Linked DNA regions of Homo sapiens: regions 1 and 2 are each linked to region 3. The links are chromatin contacts, found by Hi-C or POLR2A ChIA-PET in ENCODE. All regions are on one chromosome and are shown on one strand. The core of a region is the stretch at or near the end of the contact, and the rest is flanking DNA. Distances in the headings are between cores, read along the strand shown. Region 1 overlaps ADGRB2 (adhesion G protein-coupled receptor B2). Region 2 holds the start of COL16A1 (collagen type XVI alpha 1 chain). Region 3 holds the start of TXLNA (taxilin alpha).

Region 1 (3,954 bases), core at 1,392-3,891, 430 kb before region 3:
ACTGTGCCAAGCACTCACCCGGGCACTCGAGGTTGCTGCACTCCCGGGTGTCAGTGAGGGCACCCGTGCATGTGGCCCAGGCTGGGCCCGCCACGCTGCACTTCCGGCTGCGCTGTTGGGTCCCATTGGCACAGGACGTGGAGCATGGGCCCCAGGGACCCCATTCTAACCACTGGCCTTCCACTGCATGGGGAGACACAAGCAGGGGTGGCTGTTGAGCAGGATGTGTGAGGGCTGGTGGTGTGGAGAACCACAGGAAGACCCAGAGCCTGCTAGGCATTCAGATTTGAGCCAGGCCAGACCCACTGGAGTGGGGAGGGGAGGGGGTTATGAGGAAGGCTGGAGTGAGCAGGTGGTGCCTGGGCCTCATGCTGCCTGCCTGCCACCAGCTCCAGAAATACAGGACACCTCTCCTCTTAGCACAAGGCACAACTCACTTCTGGCTAAGGGAAGGGGCTGCAGGGGTGTCTTCTGATCTTTGCCAGCACTTCAGCCCAGCTTTGTGTCCTCTCACAGTCCAGCTGGCCATGCACCAAAATGCAAGGGCAGCCCAGGGCTTGGAGAAAGAGCTGTCCCCTCTTGATGGCGTCACAGGGTACTAACTCATGTCAGGGCTAGGGGTCAAGTCAGGGCTAGGGGGTCACCTCGCACACAGGCAGGCATACTTCTCCAGTCTCCCCATGCTTGGTCAAAGTTTAAGGGGCCCCCAGGGGCAGGTCACTGGACCTGACTGCCTCCCCAGGTCTCCCGACCCCCCACCGGGCTGGGCAGCGCCCTCATGGAAGCCCACGGGTGCTACTGACCCGGGCAGGCAGCCATACTGCAGAGCTTAGTCTGCAGCTCAGGACCCTCGCAGGCCTTGCCGCCGTGCTGGGGGGGCACGCAGGTCCGCATCCGGCTCCGGGACCCCCGCCCGCAGCTGCGGGAGCACAGGCTCCAGGACCCCCACTCCTCCCACACGCCGTGCACTGCAAGGAAGCACGTGGCCGGTGGCTGGGCGGCACCATGGCCCCGCCCACCACCGGCGCCTGCCCATCCGCCCACCAATCAGGAGCTCCGCAGCTCTGCGGCTGCTCCTCATTGGCTCTGCCCCGGGATCTGTTGCCAGGGGGATCTCCCAGGGCCCCACCAAGGCGCGACCCTTTGAAGGGATGTGCAAGACACAGGCTTCCGGTCCTAATTCACATAGGACAGCCCCTGTGGACGCCTGGACAAGGGGGCCAGGACCAACAGGAGGGGAACCAGGGGTCCTCCTCTCCTGAGGGCACAGGAAAATTCAGGAAAGGACCCAGGACCCACGCCATTCCACCCCTCCCCATCCCACCCACCCCTAGACCCAGAGCCTGAATACAACACAGCAGTCCGGGGGCAAGAGAAGCGCCCTTCCCAGCCCCAAGCGCACAGACACACAAATAAACATGAACCTCTACATGGACACCGACACACCGAGCTCACACGCTGGAACACAGCTTTGCCCCAGGCCTTTGCAAACTCCTGCCATACCCCCAGGTACCAAGAGCCCTTCCCAGGTAGGCCCTGCTCTAAATCCACAGCACCACTGGCATGGCCTAGGCCTCACTTCACCCACTCAGGGAGCAAGGAGCAGGACTGGCTGAGGCTACCCTGCCCTTGCCGTCTCAAGCAAGCACATGCATTTCCTTAACAACTACACACTCAACTGAGGGAGGCTTAGGGGAGGCTCCCTTGAGAGGGGGTGTCCAAAGGAAGGAGGGGAAGGTCAGGGAAGTGGCGTTTGTCTTAGATCTTGAAAGACAGGCTGAATTTGAATAGCCAAGGTCAGGGAGAAAGGATAGGACAAGAATCAGCAAATGCAGGGAGGTGGGAAAGTGCGCAAGCTACTGATATGGCCAGAGCGGAGTGGGTAAAAACACGAGCCTTGGTTACCAGGATGCAGGCACTGGGGGAATGATGTGCCCAGAACCGGGCCCAGTAGCATGGGCCCTGGTCTGATCCATCTGTGCCCCCAGTGCCCTGCACCGGGCTGGCATGGTACGCAGAGTTGGGCATGGTGTGGGGAACAGCCACATTTGTTGAATGAAAGGAGGAGGCAACCAACCATTTTGGAGATTAATCTGCCCAAGTCCCAGGCAGGACCTAACCCTGCAGGCAGGTGGGGTGGGGAGGAGGATGGGCCTACCTGGGCAGGTGGCTGAATTGTTGCAGGGCCTGGTCTCCCGCAGGGGCCCGCTGCACAGGGTCCCATAGGGGGAGGACACACAGGAGCGGGTCCGCACCTGCAGACCCTGCCCACACGTCAGGGAACACACGCTCCACGGGGACCACTCCTCAGCCGCCGGGTCGCCTACGAGAGAGGGACAGCGTCGGCGGCAGGGGGCACCTCCCAAGCACTCAGTCTCATAGGGATAGGGGGAGTGGCAGTAAGGTGGGGGCAGGCATCAGAGGGCTCCTCCTACCCTGACCCCAAGTAACAGGCTCTTCAGGAGGCCACCCAGCCCTTCCCACAAGCTTCATGTGGCACAGACGCGACTGAACTGCAGGACAGAGACAGACAGGCACACACCAAGCACACACACCACCAGACGCACACAGTCGGGCCCCCGCCGCAGAGGAAGGGAGGCGGGCCCGAGTTACCTGTCTGCGCCATGTATAGCCCAGGCTCATCTGCAGACCTCGGCCACTGGGTTTTCACTTTCGGTTCCTCTTCCGGCTCCTCACCTGGAACACGGAGGTGGTGGCAGGGGCTCAGCAAAGGCCAGCTAGGTTCTGTTACAGTGGCACAGTGAAGGCAGCCTTCCTTGCCCTCCGCCTGAGGGCCTGGAACCAACTGCATGATGCTCTCTCAGGATCACATTCTGCCCTCTGCCCCACCACCACTATTTCACAGACAAGGAAACTGAGGTTCAGAAGGCTACACAGGACTAGGCCCTGACCTCACAGTCATCTTTTCCACCTCTTGCCTCAGCCAGATGTGGGGGAGATTTAAGGGGCATGGCTGCCCATATGAAAGAGCTCTGGGAATGCTTCTGTGCCAAGTGCGGCCCATAACCCTCTCCTTTAGTCCTCTCACTGGAAAGAAGAACCATCATCTCTGTTTACAGATGAGGAAACTGAGGGCTAGACAGGGGAAGTGCCTTGTCCAAGAGCACACAGCTGCATTTGCTCCTCCATTGTACTGACTCCTAGGGGCTGAAAAAACATCCAAGCTGAGCTGCTGCAACCCTGGCCCCGAGCCTATCTCTGAGATACAGTTCATGCTCCCCAAGCAGCACTGGACTGTGACCTGGAGGCACAGGTCAGAATGCCACTCCTCTGAGACCCAAGGGGCCTAGGACAAGTGCCCACATCCAACAGACCTTTCTCCTGCTGGCCCTGAGGCCAGGAGAACAGCAGGTGCTCGAGGAGGCCAGGCTACCTTGACCCTGGCCCCACCAGGCTCTCAGCTGCCCTGATTTATGTGTCTGGGCTAGGCCTTGGAAGCACTACCAGCCCTGGTGGCTTCCATTCTCCAAAGCCTGGCCCTCCTGCACAGACATGAGCTCATCAGGGCCCTCTCCCACAATGGGGTGTCAGGGAGGGGCAGACATGGGCACAGAAGGGAAAGGCCCAGCAGCCTCTGCATGAGCAGGTGGGACTGGAAGAGCCTTTGAGGATGGGCTCACCCCATGCTATCCCCAGACTATTAGGTGCTCCTCTCCCCCACCTCCAGGCTCCTTCCTATCTCTAAAAGCCAGCAGTACTGGACAGGCACGCTGAGTGTGAAGGGACCCACCAGGGCTGCCTCTTCCTGCCCCCTGCTGCCCAGCCCGGGCTCTGCAGCTGAGAGGAAGCTCTTTCTCACCAAGCATGAGGAGCAGCCACCCTGAGCAAATCTGCTGCTGGGGGCTCAGAACTGCCACCCAGCCCAGCCTCTGGTCTCATCCACTCTGGGGCCTTTCCCTCCACGTCAGTCACCAGCCCCAGGGCCTGATCCAC
Region 2 (3,820 bases), core at 1,250-3,749, 480 kb before region 3:
GCCAGGCAAGTTGCCCGGTCAACTTCCCCTGGCTTTGGGCCCTGGAAAGCTGCACCCTCTGTCTCATCCAGAGTCTGGGCCTCGGGGTGGGCCTTTTATTAGAGATTCAGGGCCAGCCGTGGAGGAGGAGAAGCACGTGAGCTAGAGGGATGGAGTCTCCACCATGAAAAGGATCAGCAGGACTTGGGGTTCTCTGGGGAGGCGGCGTCCTTCTGCAGGGAGAGCTCACTGCCTGTTCCTCCCCACCCCACTGGTCCTACCAGCAATGTGTCCACAGGATTGGCTTACGTATTGGGGTGGGAGGTTGTTCTCTTACACACAGAGACACAGGAATACATACGAATGCACAAAGCCAGTCTGAGAGACAAACACAGAGATGCTCAGAGACATAAACGTACGAAGACACAGGCACACACACTCTCCAGCTCACTGCACACAGGCTCAAGGGTGCCAACACCTCAGATCACCCTGAGCCCAGCCCCTAGACTCTGCTATAACTGCCCACACGACCACACATACATGGTCACATATGTGCAAGGACCCCAGCACCCCAGGATACCAGTTGCAGGCCTGTGATACTGTGACTCTCCTGTGTCATCTCACCTGTATTTGCCCCATGGCCGAAGGTAGCCCAAAGACCGAGCAGCCACAGGCCAGGAGCCCAGGATACCCACATCCCGGTCCAAAGAGGTCAGCTACAGCCACAGCACCTGAAAACCACAGAGACCGGGAAGGCGGATTTCTGAGTTCACACAGCACAACTCCACACGTGGGCAAGTCGTGGACAGCCTGTGGGGCCCAGGCACTGGTATTGGGGTGGCAGGAGGTCTGGCCAGGCATCAGTCTCTCTCAGAGGCCCAACCACAGCCCTTGGGCTAGGATTTGAGCAGAGGCGATATTCAAAATATTTAACCACCGGTATGGCACGGATACCAGCTTTCAGGCAAAGCAGAAAGCTGCCTACTGCACTGAAATAGTGTCCAGGCAGCATCTGGCTGTGCCAGTGGATACTTGCTGGATTGGGAGAGGTCTAGAAGGTCTTAGAAGGCCAGAGAAGTTGGAATAGTGATGAGGGCTTAAAGAAGAGGCTATTCTTCAAGACACGTGGAAGTATTTCAAGTCTAGCATCTTGTGCACTGTCCTGGTATATATACCAGCCTGATACCTTACTAGCGCACCCAGCTCAGCCCAGGAAGCCCTCCCAGGCACCCACAGGGTCAGGGGCTGGTGACTGGGCTGAGATTGTGGGCCACAGCCTTCCATAGGGCTGTGTGGGGGCCAAGGAAGCTTTCCCCATAGGTATAGTGGGCAGGAGAGCAGGTCTCTAGGGCTCAGGACCTCATTGCCAGCCACCCCCGCCCCCAGCTGATGGATGCTTGTCTTTTAGTTTTATTAAACCCTGATGGATGGGCCCAGATAAATCGATGCAGGCTCAGCAAGTGGCCAGCAGAGCCATACATCGTCTGGCCTCCCCCAGGACAGGCAGCTCACGTGCACAAACACAGAGCCATGCATGTGTCAGCACAGCACATGCAGATGCGCAGGTACATGTACATAAGGACACATATGTGGTACCAGTGTGCATACAAAGCTATCTGCACACAGGCATGCTCACGGAAACATATGCTCGCTGATATACCCAGACACACCAGCTTGCATATACCCACATGCGCACAGCCAGCCTATGACCACTCCTCCTGTAGGTCTTCCTGTTGGGAAGTTCTAATGCAAGTCTGACTGCATTCCTTCCAACTCTAATGAAATCCAATTTTCCTTCCCTCAATCATGGATAGGAAATGAAAACAGAAAGGACCCCTTACCCCAATATATTTGGAGATAGGACTCCAGCCCCCTTCTCCCTGGGACAGAACTGTGCCCCCAGCCTGCCTATTCATCCCCCATCCTAGTGATATACACATCCCAGCTCTCAAACCCTATCCTGGTCTTCCTCCTGCCAGCCAATAGAAGGGCTGCCAGCTGTGGCGCCATGTGGGTGCATGTGGAGGCGTGAGGATGGATGTGATCCTGTCCCCTTCCGGCTCCTAGTCTCTGGTCGCCACTCCTCAGGCTCCAGCCAGAGTGCAGGGCTGCAAGGACAGAGCCAGAGAAGCTTCCAAGGAGACGGCTCACCCCAACACAGAGGCATAGATTTGGGCGCAGGGAGTCAGAACCAGGATGGAGTTTAGAGCTCATCTCGCTCTAGAGAAGACGACCAAGGCCCAGAGAGGGAATGCCACTTTCCTCAGGTCACACAGCAAGTCTGGCAGAAAGGGCCTCTCAGCCCAGAGCCCTGAGGCCGCCCACTGTATCCCTACTTACCGGTGGCCGGGGATCCCCCCACCTCACTGAGCAGTCCAGGCAGCAGGCGGAGGAAGCAGAGCCCAGGTTCCTCAGGTCCGCTAGGGGTTCTCTATCTCTCCGTGACGGTCACGGGTCCCCAGCTTCCTGGCGCTCGAGCTCTCCCGGCTGTCTGCTGCCCGGCGCACGCCTGCCGGGGACTGCCGGCCACTCCGGGTGGGGGAAGAGAGGCGGTTCCAGGGGGCTGGGGGCCTGCCAGGGACACTAATGGAACACAGCTGGACCGGCCCGCCAGGGAGGAGGAGGAGGAGGGCCTAGAGGGGGCTCCAGCGGCACCAGAGGCGGCTAGACTGCGGGGTGCACAGCCCCGCCCCGGGTCTGGCCGAGCTCCCAGGCCCGCCCCTCCTGCCTCACCGCCAGGTGAGCGATCCTCGAGCTAGGCGGGACCCTACGTGCCCAGAGCTGCCCTGGAAGGGGGCTCCTGCGGGCCCTTTAAGAGTCAGGCCTGGAGTTTGAAGAGCTCCCCCTTTCCATGTCCCTGGCTGGGCCCCCAGAAGGCTGCGGGGTGGGGGGGCGGGGAGGGGACAGGGGTGGAGGGAGCAGGGTAGAGACCCTCCTCCCAAGTGCGTGGCACCCATGATGTGGCTGCCGCCCAAGCCTCGGTGGTCAGCTTTTTCCAATTCCTCTGCCTAACATTCCCAGTCAGTCTGTCCCTAGGTCTGTCTGTACTGGGAGGAGGAGGGTGGGAACCCCCTCCCTCCTCCGTGCTAAATTAACCCCCTCTGCTCTGGCCTGACTCCCAGAGAAGTGAGACTGAGGGAGTCCCCTTATTCCTCCTTACTCCATGAGGTTGGAAGGGCTCAAATCCCTGGCCCCTGCTCTGGCTTTGCGGTTCCAAATGTGCTGTGTAACCATACTCCGTTTTCTCATCTGGAAGATGGGATCGTGAGAGTATATGCCTCATAGACCTTTGCTGTAAGCAGGAAATGGGCCAAAGGCTGTAAGCGCTTAGCACACGGTCTGGCACATGAGAGGAGCTCAGTAAATATTTGCTGCTATTATCGTTATTACTGTGATCCCTGGCAGGGGACGGGACTGGATTTCAAGCCTTTACACCAGCACTGGGGAGGGACCTGCTTTATATTCACGGTCCAAGGACGCAAGAGGAATTGAGCTGGGCTGAAAGATTGGAGCTCTGAGGAGGAAGGAGCCGGTAATGTTCCGAGTTCTGCCCAGAGGCAGGGCCGTTGACCAAGGTGGAATCCCCACCAAGGGTCTCCTCCCGCTGTAGACCGAAAGCAAATTTATTGGCACCAAGGCTGAGGATCCACAAAGTAGGTTCAAGAGGCCATGAGATGCTGGGCTGAAGAGGGAGAAACTGAGCGTCCCCAGTTGAGGGGGGCTCTGGGGGCTCTGTGGAAGCAACGCGCCTAGCCCTGTGGCCTCGGCTAACCCGGGGTAGGGGGAGGTTGTAGGGGCAGGCCTGGGATTTCCCGCCTCCAGACCCAGAGGCGCTGAGTCA
Region 3 (3,818 bases), core at 754-3,253:
CTTGGGAGGCTGGGGCAAGGGGATCACTTGAGTCCAGGTGGTCGAGTCTGCAGTGAGCTATTATGATCACTGCACTCCAGCCCCAGCAGCTGAGTAAAACCTGTCTAAAAAACAAAAATACAATCTGGCCCTACCCGGCCTGAGTTTCTGCTTGCTAACAATGTGCAAGAGCTGCTGTATTTTACTGCAATCACCACCTCTCCCTCACTCTGGCAGGTGCTAATATTGTTGCTATATATTGTTTATAGCAAAGGAGAAAGTAACTTGTTAACCTATGTTTCTGTCAATTATTCTTGCCTGTTCTCATTACCCAACTGGCCCCTCTAGGCTATTGTTGACCCTTCTACTACATCCTCTATCCCTCACCCCATGCATACATTTTTATGTTCTTTATCTCACCTAGAACACCCTTGTTATATGGAAATCTATCAAGGCCTGATTTATATGGTGCCTTCTCAAGAGATTTCCAGAATGCTTTTCTAGAAATAATCAGGGCCTTGGTTTCAGGACATCTAGATTCCAACCTTTCTGAGCCTCAGTTCCATCATTATACTAAAAATTGAATATCTCTTATCCAACATGCTTGGGACCAGAAGTGTTTCCAATTTGGGATTTTCTCAAATTTTACCGGTTGAGCTTCCCCAATCTGAAAATCTGAAATCCAACATGCACGGCTCTGAAGTCTTTCACTGAGCCTTTGGGGGAAATATTTAACATCCTAACAGCCCTAAACCAACGCTCAATTAGCACAACAGTTTACAATCTTCTCTACCCACAGCCTGATGCGAGGCTCTGGGACTAGACTATTTAGCCAACAGTTCTTGCAAAATTAACTGACTTATAAGTAAATAGTAATTTCAACACCTCACTGCTAATGCTGTAACAACTCTGCAGACCTAGGGAGCAAGTACGGTTTGCAGAGCACTGGGAAGGCTCTGAAGTGACCTTTGAACTGGGCCTCAAAAAATTTTGGGTTTGGCAAAAGTCAAATCTCTTAGGCTTCAAATTCCAGGCACAAGGATTGTTGGGTTTGATTTCATTATCCAGAAGCAATGGGGATACAGAATTGTGATCTCATGTGTAGGGAACTGTGGGGGTTTTTTCTACTTTAACCCCAGTGAGACTTTGTAGAGTGTGGGGTAGAGAAAAGGCTCATGAATATGCCTGAAGCCTAACTCAGCACCTTTCTGAGGAACTGACTGCCAAAATGGTAATGGAGAGGGGAAAATATGACCTACTTTCACAAGTTACCTTGACTGCCTCAGGGAAACCTGCTGTGGTAGTGTTTCTTCTGGGTGAAAGACCAGGTAATTACCTGGGTGCTGGTCTCAGACTTACCAGTTTTGAATCCCTGTTTTAACCACTCACTATCGATATGACCTTGGATAAGTTACCTAACCTTTCTCTTACTGTCCTTTTCCGTAAAATGGGGATAACAGATAGTAGTTATTTCTATGAGTGGTTATGAGAACCAAGCTATTAGATAGCGGGAAAGCACACAGTAAGCGTTCAAGGAACTGCTATTGTTATTAAAAGCCTCCTTTGGAAGAAGGACATTGAGGCCCAGAGAGAGAACAGAACGTCCAGCCACACAGCAAATCCGTGATGAAGTTGGGACTGGAGTATGGGTCTCCTGAGTCTCAGCCCAGGACTCTATCCCTCTTCCCGAGTCCTCGGAGTTCCCGGATGGAGTCACATTTGTTCACGGCCAGGGAGGAAGGTTTGATGGAGGCCTGCAGGAAACAACAGCCAGGCGCAAGGCTTTGGGAGTTGAAGCATAGCTTCTGCGAGATAGAAACAAGGTTGACATGGGCACTCGTGCAGAATGACGGGCTCCTTTTGGACTCCCAGGACTACAGTCCCTTATGCACCTTGGGATCTGCGGCTAGCCCCTGCGTAAAGAGGGACGCGTAGTCTTTTCCCTGCCCCGCCCTGCCGGGGCGCCCGCCTCCGAGGCCGCCCTCGCTTCGTCCTTCCCAGCAAGCTCCGCGCCGGCGCCGGCTATTGATTGGCTGAGGCGGGAGCAGGCGGCTGGCCGGCAGCAGTTACTCGGGGTTTCCGGTGCGAGGCCAGAGGTGGGGAAGCCATCGGACGTCGGCGGTGAGGTACGTGCAGCGGCGGCCGGTGGGCGAGACTATTTGAGAGTGTGCGGGCCGGGATGTTCTCGGCCTGTGGGGAAATCACGCCAACTCCCCGCGTGGGCCGGGGGCTGTCTGGGGATATGCGCATGCGCGGGCGTGCCTCGCGGCTTGAGGGCGCGCGGGGCGTGGGTGGCTGCGCGCGCGGGGGGCGCACGTGGGGCCTGAGGGGCGGGGGCGGTGCCGGGAGTCCCGCCACGTCAGTCTCCGGCCCTGAGCCAATCCCGCGCCCGGCCTGCCGCGAGGGGGCCGGTTGTGCCGGGAAGTGGCTCCAGGGAGAAGAGGCCTCTTCCCTCACCCGCTGTGGGAGCTGCGCCCCGAAAGCCTGCCCCGGCACGTCGGGCTCTCCTGACCCGCCAAGACCAGAGAGCCGTTGGCGCCCTCCGCCCGGGCCTGCCGGTCCGTTTATTTTAAGAAGCTTTGTGCGCCTGCTGTGGGGATTTCTGATCCAGGCTGCGAAGAATTTCGAAGTCTGGAAAATAGCAACTGTGTTTGTTTCTAAAGGATCTTCTCCTGACCCAGCATCGCTCATCACAATGAAGAACCAAGACAAAAAGAACGGGGCTGCCAAACAATCCAATCCAAAAAGCAGCCCAGGACAACCGGAAGCAGGACCCGAGGGAGCCCAGGAGCGGCCCAGCCAGGCGGCTCCTGCAGTAGAAGCAGAAGGTCCCGGCAGCAGCCAGGCTCCTCGGAAGCCGGAGGGTGTGTGCCAGCTCTGCGTTGCCAGCGGGCAGGGGGAGGAGCTGTGGGGTCGGCCTCGCTTCTGGACTTACAGGCCGAGGCCAGGTTGTCCGGGAGGAGGAGATGTAGAATGAGAGGACAGTGCTGGGGGCCGCGGTCCCCCCTGCGCTCTGGCGAGTTGGCGGAGCTGCCCCCTCTAAGCACAGGAACAGAGTTCTGGAGAGAAGCTCCGACGGGATTAAGTCAGGTGGCAGCCAAACGAGGCACCCAGTCAGGAAATCCAGGTCCCGTTAGAAACACCTCAGCCACCAGCAGCTAACTGCCCTTCCTGTTTGAGGCATTTCTAGAATGATCTGAATGGCAAGAAATGGTTTTGTGGGGGGGAAGGAGATGGACTAGAAGTTGCTCCGTGCCATCCCTGTGTGCTGATGCTTTACATACTTTTATGATCTAACAAATATGTTCGGGTGGTAGTGAGAAATAGTTGTGTCATTTTACAAGTAAACAGACTTAAAGAAGTTAGGCAACGATTACTATAATTTCTTGATTTAAAAGATGTTTCGAATCTAAATTCTGACAGGAACTAGATTTGCTGAATGATACTCCATTCTTGCTTCTCAGTTTCCATAAAAAAAAAAGTTAGGCAACATTTAACTCAAACTGATGAGTTTGGCTGGGCCTGAAAAATCCCAACCAGTGGTATAATCGTCTTCTTTCTCACTCTACCCCTCATCCTCTCCTGCTGTAGGGGCTCAAGCCAGAACGGCTCAGTCTGGGGCCCTTCGTGATGTCTCTGAGGAGCTGAGCCGCCAACTGGAAGACATACTGAGCACATACTGTGTGGACAATAACCAGGGGGGCCCCGGCGAGGATGGGGCACAGGGTGAGCCGGCTGAACCCGAAGATGCAGAGAAGTCCCGGACCTATGTGGCAAGGAATGGGGAGCCTGAACCAACTCCAGTAGTCAATGGAGAGAAGGAACCCTCCAAGGGGGAT

The links. A loop is a pair of places that touch in the nucleus more often than their neighbours do. ChIA-PET counts read pairs that join two places held with the same protein, here RNA polymerase II (POLR2A). Pooled maps may share reads with other maps.
Region 1: a loop to region 3 is called in a pooled map, with 3 times the contacts of the local background. The contact joins the enhancer-like site here to the promoter of TXLNA in region 3. A Hi-C loop is called at or near these places in 1 of 50 pooled maps. POLR2A ChIA-PET finds 5 or more read pairs at or near these places in 3 of 52 experiments (BJ, CD4-positive, alpha-beta T cell and WTC11).
Region 2: a pooled map shows a loop between it and region 3 (2.1-fold over the local background). The contact joins the promoter of COL16A1 here to the promoter of TXLNA in region 3. A Hi-C loop is called at or near these places in 4 of 50 pooled maps. POLR2A ChIA-PET finds 5 or more read pairs at or near these places in 3 of 52 experiments (HEK293T, MCF 10A and PC-9).

What each region holds. Positions count from the first base shown.
Region 1 is chr1:31,742,035-31,745,988 of GRCh38, forward strand. It overlaps ADGRB2 (adhesion G protein-coupled receptor B2), which reads right to left. Exons shown (of 33, transcript NM_001364857.2): 5 at 2,614-2,697; 6 at 2,159-2,323; 7 at 804-968; 8 at 19-183. Among named protein-coding and RNA genes, the nearest start is that of MIR4254, 15 kb to the right of the region's middle. RefSeq lists an enhancer at 2,735-2,784. Within about 2 kb of position 2,642, at least 3 of the 41 ENCODE cell types and tissues checked have a DNase peak (open chromatin) inside an H3K27ac peak, as active enhancers do.
Region 2 is chr1:31,701,518-31,705,337 of GRCh38, forward strand. It overlaps COL16A1 (collagen type XVI alpha 1 chain), which reads right to left and starts at 2,500. Exons shown (of 71, transcript NM_001856.4): 1 at 2,320-2,500; 2 at 604-710. The coding sequence starts at 676. RefSeq lists an enhancer at 1-611.
Region 3 is chr1:32,177,672-32,181,489 of GRCh38, forward strand. It overlaps TXLNA (taxilin alpha), which reads left to right and starts at 2,004. Exons shown (of 11, transcript NM_175852.4): 1 at 2,004-2,105; 2 at 2,643-2,843; 3 at 3,571-3,818. The coding sequence starts at 2,675. RefSeq lists enhancers at 1,182-1,941, 1,942-2,700, 2,588-2,667, 2,788-2,947, 2,958-3,007 and silencers at 1,878-2,067, 2,208-2,387.